Regions from separate parts of the Homo sapiens genome. Here region 2 is linked to region 1. Evidence: read pairs that join two places in POLR2A ChIA-PET (ENCODE). Cell type or tissue: OCI-LY7. All regions are shown on one strand. Each heading gives the region's core, and the rest is flanking DNA. Links, peaks and the distances in the headings are about the cores only. Region 1 has its middle 11 kb from the start of SMIM10L2A. Region 2 has its middle 31 kb from the start of INTS6L.

The links. ChIA-PET counts read pairs that join two places held together with the same protein. Peaks named below come from ENCODE experiments on the same cell type or tissue, not always from the same donor. Only the 100,000 strongest peaks of a DNase experiment are listed, where the experiment ranks them.
Region 2: POLR2A ChIA-PET joins it to region 1 with 5 read pairs; 2 of 35 experiments call an interaction of 5 or more read pairs at or near these places.

The regions. Positions count from the first base shown.
Region 1 is chrX:135,429,841-135,436,637 of GRCh38, forward strand. It overlaps the pseudogene CROCCP1. Among named protein-coding and RNA genes, the nearest start is that of SMIM10L2A, 11 kb to the left of the region's middle. In OCI-LY7, for the core only: no CTCF peak of the experiment used is centred there; no DNase peak of the experiment used is centred there.
Region 2 is chrX:135,486,659-135,493,455 of GRCh38, forward strand. No RefSeq gene overlaps it. Among named protein-coding and RNA genes, the nearest start is that of INTS6L, 31 kb to the right of the region's middle. RefSeq lists an enhancer at 2,899-2,948. In OCI-LY7, for the core only: no CTCF peak of the experiment used is centred there; a DNase peak (open chromatin) is centred at 3,083.

The DNA of each region.
Region 1 (6,797 bases), core at 716-5,715:
TCCAGGAAGGTACGTTAGGGGACTAGGATGGATACTTAGTCTCTATTTTCCATATGTGTCACAATTAATGTCTTCAAAGCATGACAAGATATCTGTAAGCCTAGAACTTATGAAAAAATGTGAAAGAGCACCTTCAGACACATAGAAGAACTTGGACATTTCACTATCCATCAACTGTCTCTGAAACAATTACTGAAAAAATCTATGTTAGCAATAAGAACGAGAAATCCACAAGGAAGGAATGGAAGTCAAGAAATAACAGCAAGTAAATAGTAATTAAAAGGGGTTTAAAAATCTCAACATACATTGATGGTTAAGCACACAAGGAAGGAGAAAAAAATAACATATTTATTGAGAACTTACTTTGTGTCAGGTACTGCTCTAAGCACATTACATATACTAAATAATGTAATACCATGACCCTAAAACAGAAACTTACATTATCGCTGTTTATAAACATGAGGAAACTTGGGCTCAGAGCGGTAAAGAAACTTGCCCAAGGTCACACACCTGGTGGAGCAAAGATTTGTGACCAGATAGTTTTTCTCCTGAGTCTGTACTCTCAGTCTGTACTCACACTTATGAAAAGAAGGATGGGTAGAAGGAAATGTATGGAGAAGGGAAGGAGAAAAGTTTTATGTGCACTCATAACAAGCTTATACTAAAATTCAAAACAATAACATGAGAATTGTGGAGATAGAGTGCTGAGGGAAGATAACATGGGTAAGGCTTTTGTTTTGTCAGGAAGAGAATTGAGCTGCTGAATAATTCGAAAAAATATAATTTTTAGTGTGCATGTTTAAAATTTAAGGTTAGGAAGATTCTGGGAAGGTGGTGGAGTAGGAATCAGTCTCCCCACTGAGACAAAAATTGCACTGACAGACCCTGATATAGCTGTTTTTGAACTCTTGAGTATATTGAAGACTTGCAATTTCCATGGGAAAGTTTGGAGGTAAAGTGTGTTCTTAGTCCACTAGCAACTATCTATCCAGCAGCCCCAGCCCTGTGGCAAGCACAGTGCTAGGGACACAGCACTGTGTCCCTAGCACTGTGGAACAGTTTCCACACAGCTTACACGAGCAAGGGTGGGCAAAAAGGAACTTGCCCTCCCAAAATTGCAGATCTGTACTCAGATAGCTGATTGCTGCTCCTGATCACAGACTTGCAGACAAAGAGGTGGGTGACCATTATTGTTGCACCTCTCTCCATTGTTGCAAGTCCCTCCCCCTCTGGCTGAAGCAACTTCCCAAGATTTAAAGGGTTAGCACCACTTTTCCTTTTCCCTCCTTCATTTTTCCCTTTTCTCCTTTTGGAAGCCAGAGATTAAAGACTAGGACATTCAAAAACAACTGCACATATGGAGGAAATTAGAAAGTGACTGCACATGCACAGGGGAAGCTGCAGGCTCAGAAAAAACCTGAGAAGATCTTAAGTTTACACCCCAGGCTAATCTTTGGCAAAGAAAAAACCTACAGCAATAAAAAGAACCACAATAAATAGAAACAATAACAAAAAACAGCAAACACCAAGGAAGGGGAAGAATCTGATTTCCAAAGTTCTCACATTATTATATTCAAATGTCTAATTTTCAACAAAAAATCACAAGGCATACAAAGAAACAGGAAAGTATGGCACATTCAAAGGAAAAAATAAATCGACAGTAACAGTCCCTGATCTAGTAGATATGACAGCAGATCTATTAGACAAAGACTGTAAAACAACTTTCTTAAAAATGCTCAAGAACTAAAGGAAGATGTGGAGAAAATCAAGAAAGTGATGCATGAACAAAATGGAAATATCAAGAAAGAGATAGAAAGCCAAAGAAAGAAATCAAAAATAAACTGTAGAGCCAAAAAGTACAAAAACTGAAATAAAAAAAATCAGAAGAGGGGTTTAAAGGCAGAATTGAGCATGACAAAAGAAAGAATCAGCAACCTTGAAGATAGGACAATGGAAATTATCAAGTCTGAGGAACAGGTAGATAAAAGATTGAAGAAAAGATGAACAGAGCCTAAGAGACTTTTGGACAACACCAAGCCCATCAACATATGCATTGGAGAAGTCCCAAAAGGAAAGGAGAGAGAGAAAGGGGCAAAGGAAACCTTTGAAGAAATAATGACTGAAAACTTAACAAATTTTATGAAAGACATGAATATAAACCTCCAAGAATCTCAATGAATGCCAAGTAAGATGAACTAAGAGATACCCCAAAACCACAGCACCTTATAATGAAACTTACAATAGGCAAACACAGAGAGAAAAATCTTGAAAGCAGCAAGAGAAAAATGACTCATCACATACAAGTGATCCTCAATGAAACTGTTAGCAATTTTCTCTTCAGAAAATTTAGATGCCAGAAGGCTGTGAGCTGATATATTCAAAGTGCTAAAAATATGTTGACTAAGAATGCTATATCTGGCAAAATTGTTCCTCAAATATGAGGGAGAAATTAAGATATTCCCAGATAAACAAAAGCTAATGTTACCACTACACCTGTCCTGCAAGAACTGCTCAAGAGAGTACTGCAAAGTGAAATGAAAGGGTACTAGATAGGAATTCAAAGCTGTATGAAGATATAAAGATTCCCCCCTCCTTTCCTCCCCTATTCCCTCTTCTCTCTTTTTCCCTCCCTTTCTCTCCCTTCTCCTTCATCCTTCCTCTTCCTTCTTCTTCCCTCGGATCCCCCCTGCCTCTGCTTCCCTCCTCTCCTGTCCTTTCCCATCCTCTCCCCTCTCAACCCCCATCTCGCTCCTCCCACGGCTGTGGTCACATGGGGGCGCCGCGGGATTTAAGCTTAATCTGCCTGGTGCTCAGCACAGCAGCCTGGCTGTGGGGCGTGCTGACTGAGCTAGTCTTGGGGTCCTGCAGAAGGGGGCTGGAGGGATGCCCACAGCCACCCCGCCATGAGCTTGGGGCTGTAGGGGCCACAGGAGGGCCAGCTGACACTGGAGACGGTTATCCGGACACTGGAGAGAAGCGTCCTGGGCCATGAGAAGGGCTTGGGCACGCGGGACCTGGCCCAGGACCCTCAGACCATCATCCTACCTGCCCGCATCAGGGAGATTGTCACCCGCAACCTCTCCCGGCCTGAAAGCCCAGTCCCTCTGCGGGCCACAGAGATGGCACTGCTGCTGTCGCTGCAGAAAAAGAACCAGCTGCTGCAGCAGGAGCTGTCGCGCGCGGAGGACTTACTGGCCCAGAGCCACGCCAAGCGTGATGAGCTCACCATTAAGCACAATGGGCTGGAGCAGGGTGTGCGTCTGGAGTCTGAGGAGCTGGAGATGCAGGAGCCCGGGGGCTGGTACAGCAGAGCGTGGAGTTGTGGAGGCAGCTGCAGGAGGAGCCTACCAGGAGGGCCAACAGTGGCAGGCCCAGCTTGTGCAGCAGCTGCAGGCCAAGATTCTCCAGTACAAGAAGAGGTGCTGGGAGCTGGAGCAGCAGCTGCTGGAGAGATCCAGAGAGCTTGCGCAGCAGCGGCTGAGGGACACAGAGCACAGCCAAGACCTGGAGAGCGCCCTCATTCGGCTGGAGGAGGAGCAGCAGAGGAGTGCCAGCCTGGTCCAGGTGAATGCCATGCTCCGAGAGCAGCTGGACCACGCAGGATCGGCCAGCCAGACTCTGAGTGAGGACATATGAAAGGTGACCAGCCACTGGACACTCAGCCGCAAGGAGCTGGAGCAGCGGGAGGCGGCATGGAGGCTCGAGGAGGAGTCCTTCAACGCCTACTTCAGCAACGAGCACAGTCGCCTGTTACTCCTCTGTAGGCAGGTGGGGGTCGGGTGACTGGTCAGCGAGGTGAAGATGTCCACCGAGAGGGACCTGCTGCAGCTGGGAGGGGAGCTGGCCTGGACATCATACGCTGTCCAGGAGGCGGGCCTGGTACTGAGCACGGGCCTGCGGCTGGCAGAGAGCGGGGCCGAAGCGGCCCTGGAGAAGCAGGCCCTGCTGCAGGCCCAACTGGAGGAGCAGCTGCAGGACAAGGTGCTCCATGAGAAGGACATGGCCCAGCAGCAGATGCAAAGCGACCTGGACAAGGCCGACCTCAGTGCCAGAGTGACAGAGCTGGCCCTGGCAGTGGAGCGTCTTCAGAAGCAGAATCTGTAGTAGGATTAGGTCAAGAAGCCCCTCGGCAAGCCTGAGGCCCTGGAATCCCTGCGGCTACAGGAGCAGGTGGCCCTGGAGACAGAGGATGGAGAGGGGCTGCAGCAGACCCCGAGGGACCTCGCACAGGCCGTCCTGTTGGACACTGAGACGGCGTCCAGCTGAGCGGCTCCGAGCACACTGCGGACGCGTGCGAAGGCAGCCTGCGGGGCTCTCAGGCCAGCGGATCCCATCCCCACCCACCGCAGTGCTCCTCACTGGGCAGCAGCCGTTCGCCCCACCGAAGCCGGTCCCTGGCTAGCTCAGACTCCTCCAGGCTCGCCCTGATTCACTCTGCCCTGCACAAGCGACAGCTGCAGGTCCAGGACATGCGTGGGCACTATGAGGCAAACCAGGACCTGCTGGGCACCCTGTGGAAGCAGCTTAGCGACAGTGAGGTTGAGCGGCGGGCCCTAGAGGAACAGCTCCAGCACCAGTGGGACAAGACCGATGGCGCCGTGCAGGCCCAAGAGGACGCCCAGCGCGAGGTACAGAGGCTGCGGAACGCCAATGAGCTCCTGAGCAGGGAGAAGAGCAAACTGGCCCACAGTCTGCAGGTGGCCCAGCAACAGGCCAAGGACCTTCTGAAGGAGCGTGAGAAGCTGCAGGCTGCCCAGGAGGGGCTGCGGCGCCAGCGGGACCGATTGGAGGAAGAGCAGGAGGAGGCGGTGCAGGATGGTACACGGGTGCGCCAGGAGCTTGAGCGCAGCCATAAACAGCTAGAGCAGCTGGAAGGGAAGCGCTCAGGCCTGGCCAAGGAGCTGGTGGAGGTGAGGGAGGCGCTGAGCTGCACCACACTGCAGCGGGACATGCTGCAGGCCGAGAAGGCCGAGGTGGCCGAGGCGCTGACCAAGGCTGAGGCTGGCCAGGTGAAACTCGAGCTCTCCGTGACCAAGCTGAGGGCAGAGGAGGCCTCCCTGCAGGACTCCCTGTCCAAGCTGAGCGCCGTCAACGAGAGCCTGGCTCAGGACAAGTTGGATCTGAACCGCCTTGTCGCCCAGCTGGAGGAAGAAAAGGCAGCCCTGCAGGGCCGGCTGCGGCAGGCGGAGCAGGAAGCCACCGTGGCGCGGGAAGAGCAGGAGCGGCTGGAGGAGCTGCGGTTGGAGCAGGAGGCGGCGCGGCAGGGCCTGGAGGGCTCCCTGCGAGTGGCAGAGGAGGTCCAGGAGGCGCTGGAGCAGCAGCTCCCCACGCTGCGCCATGAGCGCAGCCAGCTGCAGGAGCAGCTAGCCCAGCTCTCCCAGCAGCTGAGCGGGCGGGAGCAGGAGCTGGAGCAGGCTCGGCTGGAGGCACAGTGGCAGGCAGAGGCGCTAGCCAAGGGGTGCACTGGCCTGGTCATGCAGCTGGCGGCCGCGGAGCCTGAAGGCAGGACCCTGTCAGAGGAGGCCACATGCCTGCGCTTGGAGAAGGAAGCCCTGGAGGGCAGCCTGTTTGAGGTGCAAGGGCACCTGGTTCAGCTCGAGGCCCGCTGGGATCAGCTGGAAGCCGATGGGCAGGCCCTGCTGTTGGCCAAGGAGACCCTGACTGGGGAGCTGGCGGGCCTGCAGCAGCAAATAATAGCTACAAAGGAGAAAGCCAGCCTAGACAAGGAGCTGATGGCCCAGAAGCTGGTGCAGGCTGAGCAGGAGGCCCAGGCCTCTCTGAGGGAGCAGCGGGCAGCCCATGAGGAGGACTGGCAGTGAGTCCAGCGCGAAAAGGAGGCAGCATGGCGGGAGCTGGAAGCCAAGCGGGCCCAGCTGCAGAGTCAGCTGCAGTGCGAGCAGGAGGAGCTGCTGGCCCGACTGGAGATCGAGAAGGAAGAGCTGAGCGAGGAGATTGCTGCCTTGCAGCAAGAGCGCGACGAGGGCCTCCTCCTGGCCGAGAGCAAGAAGCAGCAAGCCTTGTCTCTGAAGGGGTCTGAAAAGACTCTGTCAGAGAAGTTGTCAGAGAAGTTGATGGGTACGCGGCACAGCCTGGCCACCATCTCCCTGGAGATGCAGCCACAGAAACTAGATGCCCAGAGCTGGCAGGAGCAGGACCGGAGCACCGTGAACGCTCTGATGTCCAAGCTGAGGGACCTATGGGCCCAGCTGGAGGAGGCTGATGTGGCCCACGCCCAGGAAGTGAGGAGGCTGCAAGAGCAGGCCCGAGACCTGGGCAAGCAGCAGGACTCCTGTCTTCGAGAGGCAGAAGAGCTTCGGACCCAGCTGCACGTGCTGGAGGATGCCCGCGACCGGCTTCGGCGGGAGCTGCTGGAGGCCCAGCGCAAGCTGCGTGAGAGCCAGGAGGGCCTCGAGGTGCAGCGCCAGGAGGCGGGCAAGCTGTGGCGCAGCCTGGGCGAGGGTGCCAAGGAGCGTGAGGCACTGCAGGCCGCCGTGAAGAAGGCAGAGAGCGAGCGCATCAGCCTGAAGTTTACCAATGAGGACAAGGAGCAGAAGCTGGCACTCCTAGAGGGCAAGGAGGCTGGGGAGCTTTGGACTGGGCTGCAGGAGGTGGAGCGCTCACGGCTGGAGGCTTGGAGGGAGCTGCAGGAGCTCCGGCGTCAGATGAAGATGCTGGACAGTGAGAATACCAGAGTGGGCCGCGAGTTGGCGGAGCTGCAGGGCCGCCTGGTGCTGGGCTAGCAGGCAGAGAAGGAGAGCCGGCGGGAGATCCTGCGCCTCCGGCAGAGGCTGCTGAAG
Region 2 (6,797 bases), core at 1,050-6,049, 57 kb after region 1:
CAAAGACGCCTCAGGAAAGAGCCTACTTATTGCTGAATCGCTTAAAGTATTAGGTTGGTGCAAAAGTGATCACGGTTTTTGCCATTAAAAGTAATAGCAAAATCACTTTTGCACCAACCTAATAGTTACTTACCTTGGTAAACTGGCCTGCTGTGTGTGAGGTGAAAGGACCCTTTTTTCCCCTTGAGCTTAAATGAGCTTAGATGAGAAGTAAAGCCTAAGCAGGTACAAGACAGATGTTTTTTTTTTTTTCTCCTTGGCCCACCCTGGTTTCCTTTTTGGGTAAGGTCAAGGCAGCCTGCTTATAAAGAGGAGACCACCCTGGCCTGTCTTGTCATACCAACCACATGAGTTGCAGGGGCAGGGGAGATCACAGAATGGAGAGAACTTGCACTGCACTGAAGAGGTTAGCCCTAGTCCTGTTCTAACTAAAATCACCTGACTCTTCCCGGAGAAAGCTCTAACACCTAGTAGGGGAGGACATGGGAGAAGCCTGGCCTTCTCCTAAAGCAGGGATTCCCAAACTTTGACGATGACCCCAGTACACACATACCACACACTCCCACACACACACCTGAAGTAAAACTTTCACAAAAAATACGTAATCCTCAGGGCTGGCTTCCTAGGCTTGTGGCCTGTTATAGTAGCACAGGGCCACACGCTCAGAAGAGCCGCATAGTTGGTTTAGTGTTCTACTACCACTGTCTAGGAATCTTTAATAATTTTATTTTTGAACTTGTGTTTTGTAAATGAAGTCAAATGCAACAGTGGAGCACGCACATGAGCAGAGTAGATGCGGAAAATGTGTGTTTCTTGTTCCCTCATTTACATACAGTGTTTGTGATGCCCCCAGAGAACACAACTGCAGTGAACTGGCAGTGCTTGGGAGTTCAGCAAGTCTCAAAGGGAGAAGAAGATGTGTTCCCTCTACAACTAAGGCGGGGTGGAGTAGGGTAGTGACAGACCAAAGAGGTCATGCTTACCTTTTGAACAAGATCTTGTTTCATAGACAGAAAGAATTCAATGCAATGGGATTCTAAGAAATATGAAAACCGGCCAGGCGCAGTGGTTCACACCTGTAATCCCAACACTTTGGGAGGCCAAGGTGGGTGGATCACGAGGTCAGGAGATCGAGACCATTCTGGCTAACACAGTGAAACCCTGTCTCTACTAAAAATACAAAACATTAGCCAGGCGTGGTGGCGGGCGCCTGTAGTCCCAGCTACTCGGGAGGCTGAGGCAGGAGAATGGTGTGAACCCAGGAGGTGGAGCTTGCAGTGAGCCGAGATCGCACCACTGCACTCCAGCCTGGGCCACAGAGCAAGACTCCGTCTCAAAAAAAAAAAAAAAAAAAAAAAAAAAAGTAATATGAAGAACCCTATTATATCCTATGGTGTTACTTTCCTGTATTAGCCAACCAGTTATGCTGAAGATGATGACATAGAAAAAAAGGGAGAAGATACATCAACCCTTTCTCTTTCATCATGCCTTACTCACCAGTAAACCAAAGGCAGAGACTATTTTTAGTATGTGTAGTATGTGCATGTATCGGAAGTGAAACAAAAACACTTCAATTCATTTTGTGCAGTGTTTCCACTGTTCTGGTAAAAGCTACAAAATATAAACTGTGTAGTTTTGGTGATTCTGCATGTAAGTTAAGTGCTTTTATATTTGTGTCTTTGAACTGGCCTTGCCTAATAAAGATTAACAGTAAATTTTATGTTAATAATTTAATTTTTTTTTTTTTTTACTTAGGGTTGGAATAAATAGCAAATAAAAATACACTGTGGCAGTCAGGCGCAGTGGGTCTCGCTTGTAATCCCAGCACTTGGGGAGACCGAGGTGGGCAGATTCCTTGAGTTCTGGAGTTCAAGACCTGCCTGGGAAACATGGTGAAACATGTCTGCACAAAAATTAAAAAATTAGCTGGGCATGGTGTGCACCTGTAGTCCCAGCTACTCGGGAGGCTGAGGTGGGAGGATCGCTGAAGCTCAGGAGTTCAAGGCTGCAGTGAGCCGTGATTGTCCCACTGCATTCCAGCTTGGGCGACAGAGTGAGACCCTGTCTCAAAAAAAAAAAAAAAATCCCCAATATGGCTGGCAAGTCAAGACAGAGACTGCAGAAAAAAGAAAAAAGCTTTATATTTGAGTCCCTCTAGCAACAGTATTTTCTGCCTTTTAATCAAGGAGCCCCATATTTCTATTTTGTGGTGAGCCCCAAAAATTATTTAGCTGGTCCTGCCTATAAGGTATGAGATCCATAATACTTTCTACTCTGGTCTTCTCTGTTTTTAAGTGTTACTCATGGATACAAACACATAGAAATGATAAATACTTAAGGTGATGGATACCCCAAATACCCTGGCTTGATCATTACACGTTCTATGCCTGTGGCAAACAGTCACATGTACCCTATAAATATGTAACACATTATGTATCAGTAAAAGAAAAAAGCCAAGCGTGATGGCTCACGCCTGTAATCCCAGCACATTGGGAGGCCAAGGCAGGTGGATCTCTTGAGCCCGGCAGTTACAGACCAGCCTGGGCAACATGGTGAAATCCCGTCTCTACAAAAAATACAAAAATTAACCAGGAGCACACCTATGGTCCCAGCTACTTGGAAGGCTGAGGTGGGAGGATTGCTTGAACCTGGGAGGTTGAGGCTGCAGTGAGCTGTGATCATGCCACTGAACTCTAGACTAGACAACAGAGCAAGACCCTGTCTCAAAAAAAAAAAAAAAAAAAAGGAAATGGAAAAAACTATAACACATGTAAATACACGAAGAACACAAGAAATAATAATTAATAATGTCATAAAAATAATGCTATCTTTAGTAATCCATATTACTTTAGAATGGTCTAGTCCATGAGTGTGTGAAATAAAAGGAGTCATGTAAATTGGGTTAAAAAATGTTGCTCATGATCCACTAAATTGATTTCATGACCCTTAATGGGTTGTGACAGGCAGTTGGCAGAACCCTGCCCTAGAGGTTAGAGTGCATGGTTAACATTTCCCCAAACATTTTCTCTTCAACTAAACCAAAGTGCTTAGCAGCCAGATCTGGGGTCAGTCAAAGGTGATTTCACTTCCCCTTGAGGGAGACAATTAGAGGTATAAGGAAAGTCCTACCAGCACCTTCGAAAGGCTGCTTGACTAATTATTGTCATGGCTGCTAGAACCAATGAGATGGCTAATTTGGTCCCTCAAGGCCTTATACAAATGTCTCTTTGATCTTACCTCAGAAGTCTCTGTAACCCATCAAAGTAATACTTCAATTAAGTTTATCCCAAGGCTATCCCACGTACTGGGTCAGGAAGTCACCCCCTATTCAATTTCTCATCTAAAATTATGCTCAACTCAGTTATCCAAATAGGGTCACCAGACAGGATTATACAAGGCACGCTAAATATTAACATCCCACAGAGGAAGCTGCATTTCTAACAAAATTAATACTGTGATGGTTCAGAGCATGAGCTTAGAAGTCAATTAGATCAGATACTAATCCTAGCTCTGTCCCTCTCTTGGGCATGTAACTTAACTTTTCTGGGTATTGTTTTACTCATCTGTAAAATGGGAATATTCATATCTATAGTGTTGCTGTAAGGATTGATGTTTGCAAAGTGCCTAATAGCACTTAGTAACTTATAGCTGTTATTATTGCTGCTGTCTTTTCCAACAGAGATATTTAAGTAAAATTATCTAAAAAACATCTTCCTTATACGATTCTGTTTCTGTACTGTTCTGTCCAGCCAGAAGGGTCTTCCTTCAGTACCTGGTTCAGTGATTCTCAACTGGAGGCACTTTGCACACTGGGTGATATTTGACAATGTCTAAAGATGTTTTGGTTGTCATGACACGGGGTGAAGGGTGCCACTAGCATCAAGTGGATAGAGGCCAGGGATGCCATTAAACATCCTACAGTGCACAGCACCCCTTACCCCAGATACACACACAACAAAGAATTATACAGTCCAAAATGTCAAAAGAGCCAAGGTTGAGAAACCCTGCCTTGGTTGAAGCCTGGACCAGCATCTATTAGAAAGTGCATAGCTCCTTCAACACCTCCAAAATTGTTTTTTTCTGATTTTGAACAATTAAATTTTAGATTTTGTGATAATTTAGTCAGACCTGGCCTAAATTTGTCATCATGAAATTTCTAGGCAAATAATTAATAAACAAGATATATGTGTGTGTGTATCTGTGTCTATGTGTGTATATTAGTATAGTGGTGAGGGGTGATGGTGAGAAGTACTTCCTTGAAAGAATTAAGCAATTTTAAGTACTCCAGGAATAAATTACAAATGAATTTTGTCCACCCGTACAATGGAAATCCTATAGGAATCTCTATTAATCTACCTTTTAACCTACTTTAAATTACTGAGTGATTACATGAAATGAAACTGGTGCAAAATTCAACACCTCCAAAATTATATTACTCCAACCCCGTGACTCCTATCTTTCAAAGTTCCCAGAGCTATCACACTATATGGAACGACCAGGGAAAATTTTGATCCATTCATACTACAGAATATGATGCAATCATAAAAGGAATGAGAACGTTAGCATAATAGCTAATATTAATTCAGCATTCACGTGCTTTACATTCAGGATCTCATTTGGTTCCTATGGCATTATGAGGTAGATTCTATTATGATCACCACCACCTCCCACACAGTTTTACAGATAAGGAAACTGGAGGTGGAAGAGGTAAGGTGACAAGTAATTGAGGTTAGTTTCTTGAAACTTGAGAGTTTATTTTTGTTAACCAAAGATAAATAATTGCAGTATGGTGTAAGTCAATTGGGAGAAACAGATTCAACTGGCTTAATATAATTTTAAAGGCCTATATTTCTTCACTTGTGATTTACTTGCTTTAAGATCTTATTTTGAATAGACAGAAACTCTTCTTATTGAATTTCTCATTATTTTGATTTTTTATATATTCACTGGGGAACCATCAGTGCAGGCACCATGGAATGTAATTGAGATATTAAATCCAAGCTAAACATTTGAATACTTATCCTCAAATTATAATGCAGTGCTTCTCAAAGTGTGGTCTATGGACCCATACAATCCCTTGAGACAGTCTCAGGGGGTCCACAAAGTCAAAACTAATATAATATCAAAATATTATTCACTTTTTTCACTATGTTGAAGTTTGCACAGATAGTGCAAAAGCAATGGTGAGTAAAACTGCCAGCCCCTTAGAATGAATCAAGGCAGTGGAACTAAACCACTAACTTGTAGTGGTTTTTGTAGTCTTCAATAACACATTTTATTGTAGTCTTCGATACCACATACTCAGAGGGAAAAAAAGCAGTTTCATTTAAGAATGCCTTTGGAGAAAGAGCAAAAATTATTATTTTTATTAAATCCTTTTATATTGCATAGTAACGAAATGAGAAGTATGCATAACGTAGTTCCACTTTGCAATAAAGTATAGTGGTTGTTTCAGTGGAAAGCACTTGTCTAGTTGTTTGAGTTGAAAGATAAACGTAAAACATTCATTGATATGACTTCACATTCCACATTGCAACTAAACTTTAAGAACTACCAAGCCAAATGACTTCACTGGTGAATTCTACTACTCACTTAAATGTAAATAATAGTAAAACTATATAAACTCTTCCAAAAAGTTGGAGACAATAGAATACCTCTCAACTCATTCTTTGAGGCCTACATTTATCTGACACCAAAACTATGAAAAGAAATTACAAGAAAAGAAAAGGTCTGTGGTTACAAACTAATATCCCTTATAAACTTCGATGCAAAAATTCTTAACAAAATCTCAGAAAATCAAATCCAACAAGATATATTTAAAAAGTGAATACATTGATATCAAGTGTCATTTATGCCAGGGAGGCAAAGTTGGTTTAACATTCGGAAATTAATTCAGTTCACCATATTAATGGATTAAAAAACTAAAAACATATCATTTTCTCAATAGACTTAAGGAAATACTACATCTATTCCCAATTAAAAACAAACCTCTCAGCAAACTAGGAATAAAAAGGAACTTTCCGGACATAAAGGGCACTTACAAAAAAACCTACATATACCATCATATTTAATTAGGAAAAATTAGAGTTTTTCCTCTTAAGATCAAGAACAAAGCAAGGACGTGTGCTCTCACCACTTCTATCCAACAATGTACTGGACATTCAAACCAGTGCACTAAGGCAGGAAAAGAAAAAGCATCCAGATCAGAAAGGAAGAAATTAAACTATCTTTATTTTCAGAAGAAATGATGGAGAAAATCCAGTGTAATCTACAAAGAAGTTACTAAAACTAAGAAGTGAGTTTAGCTTAGTTGCAGGATATAAGATCATTATACAATGTTTTTCTATACTAGGAATGAACAATCAGGAATTAAAATTTAAAATATTATTTATAGTAGCATCAAAAGTATGAAACACTTAGGGATAAATTTGACAAAAAAACGCAAGAGCTGTACACCAAAAACTACAAAACATTGCTGAGATAAATTTTAAAAGACTTAATTAAAGAGGGGAAGAGTGTTTATCACTTGGAAGAATAAATACTGTTAAGATGTCAATCTTCCCCAAATTGATCTGCATATTCAGGGCAACTCTAGACAAAATCTTAACATGCATTTTTATAGAAATTAACAAGCTTGTTCTAAAATTTATATGGAAATGCAAAGGACTCAAAGTAACCAAAACAATTTTGAAAAGAAAAACAAAGCTGGAAGACTTACACTACAGACCGGCCTGCCCCTACATCATCCTGGAGCCTGAGGACAGGCATGCCCCACCTCTGCCACCACCAGTGCTTTT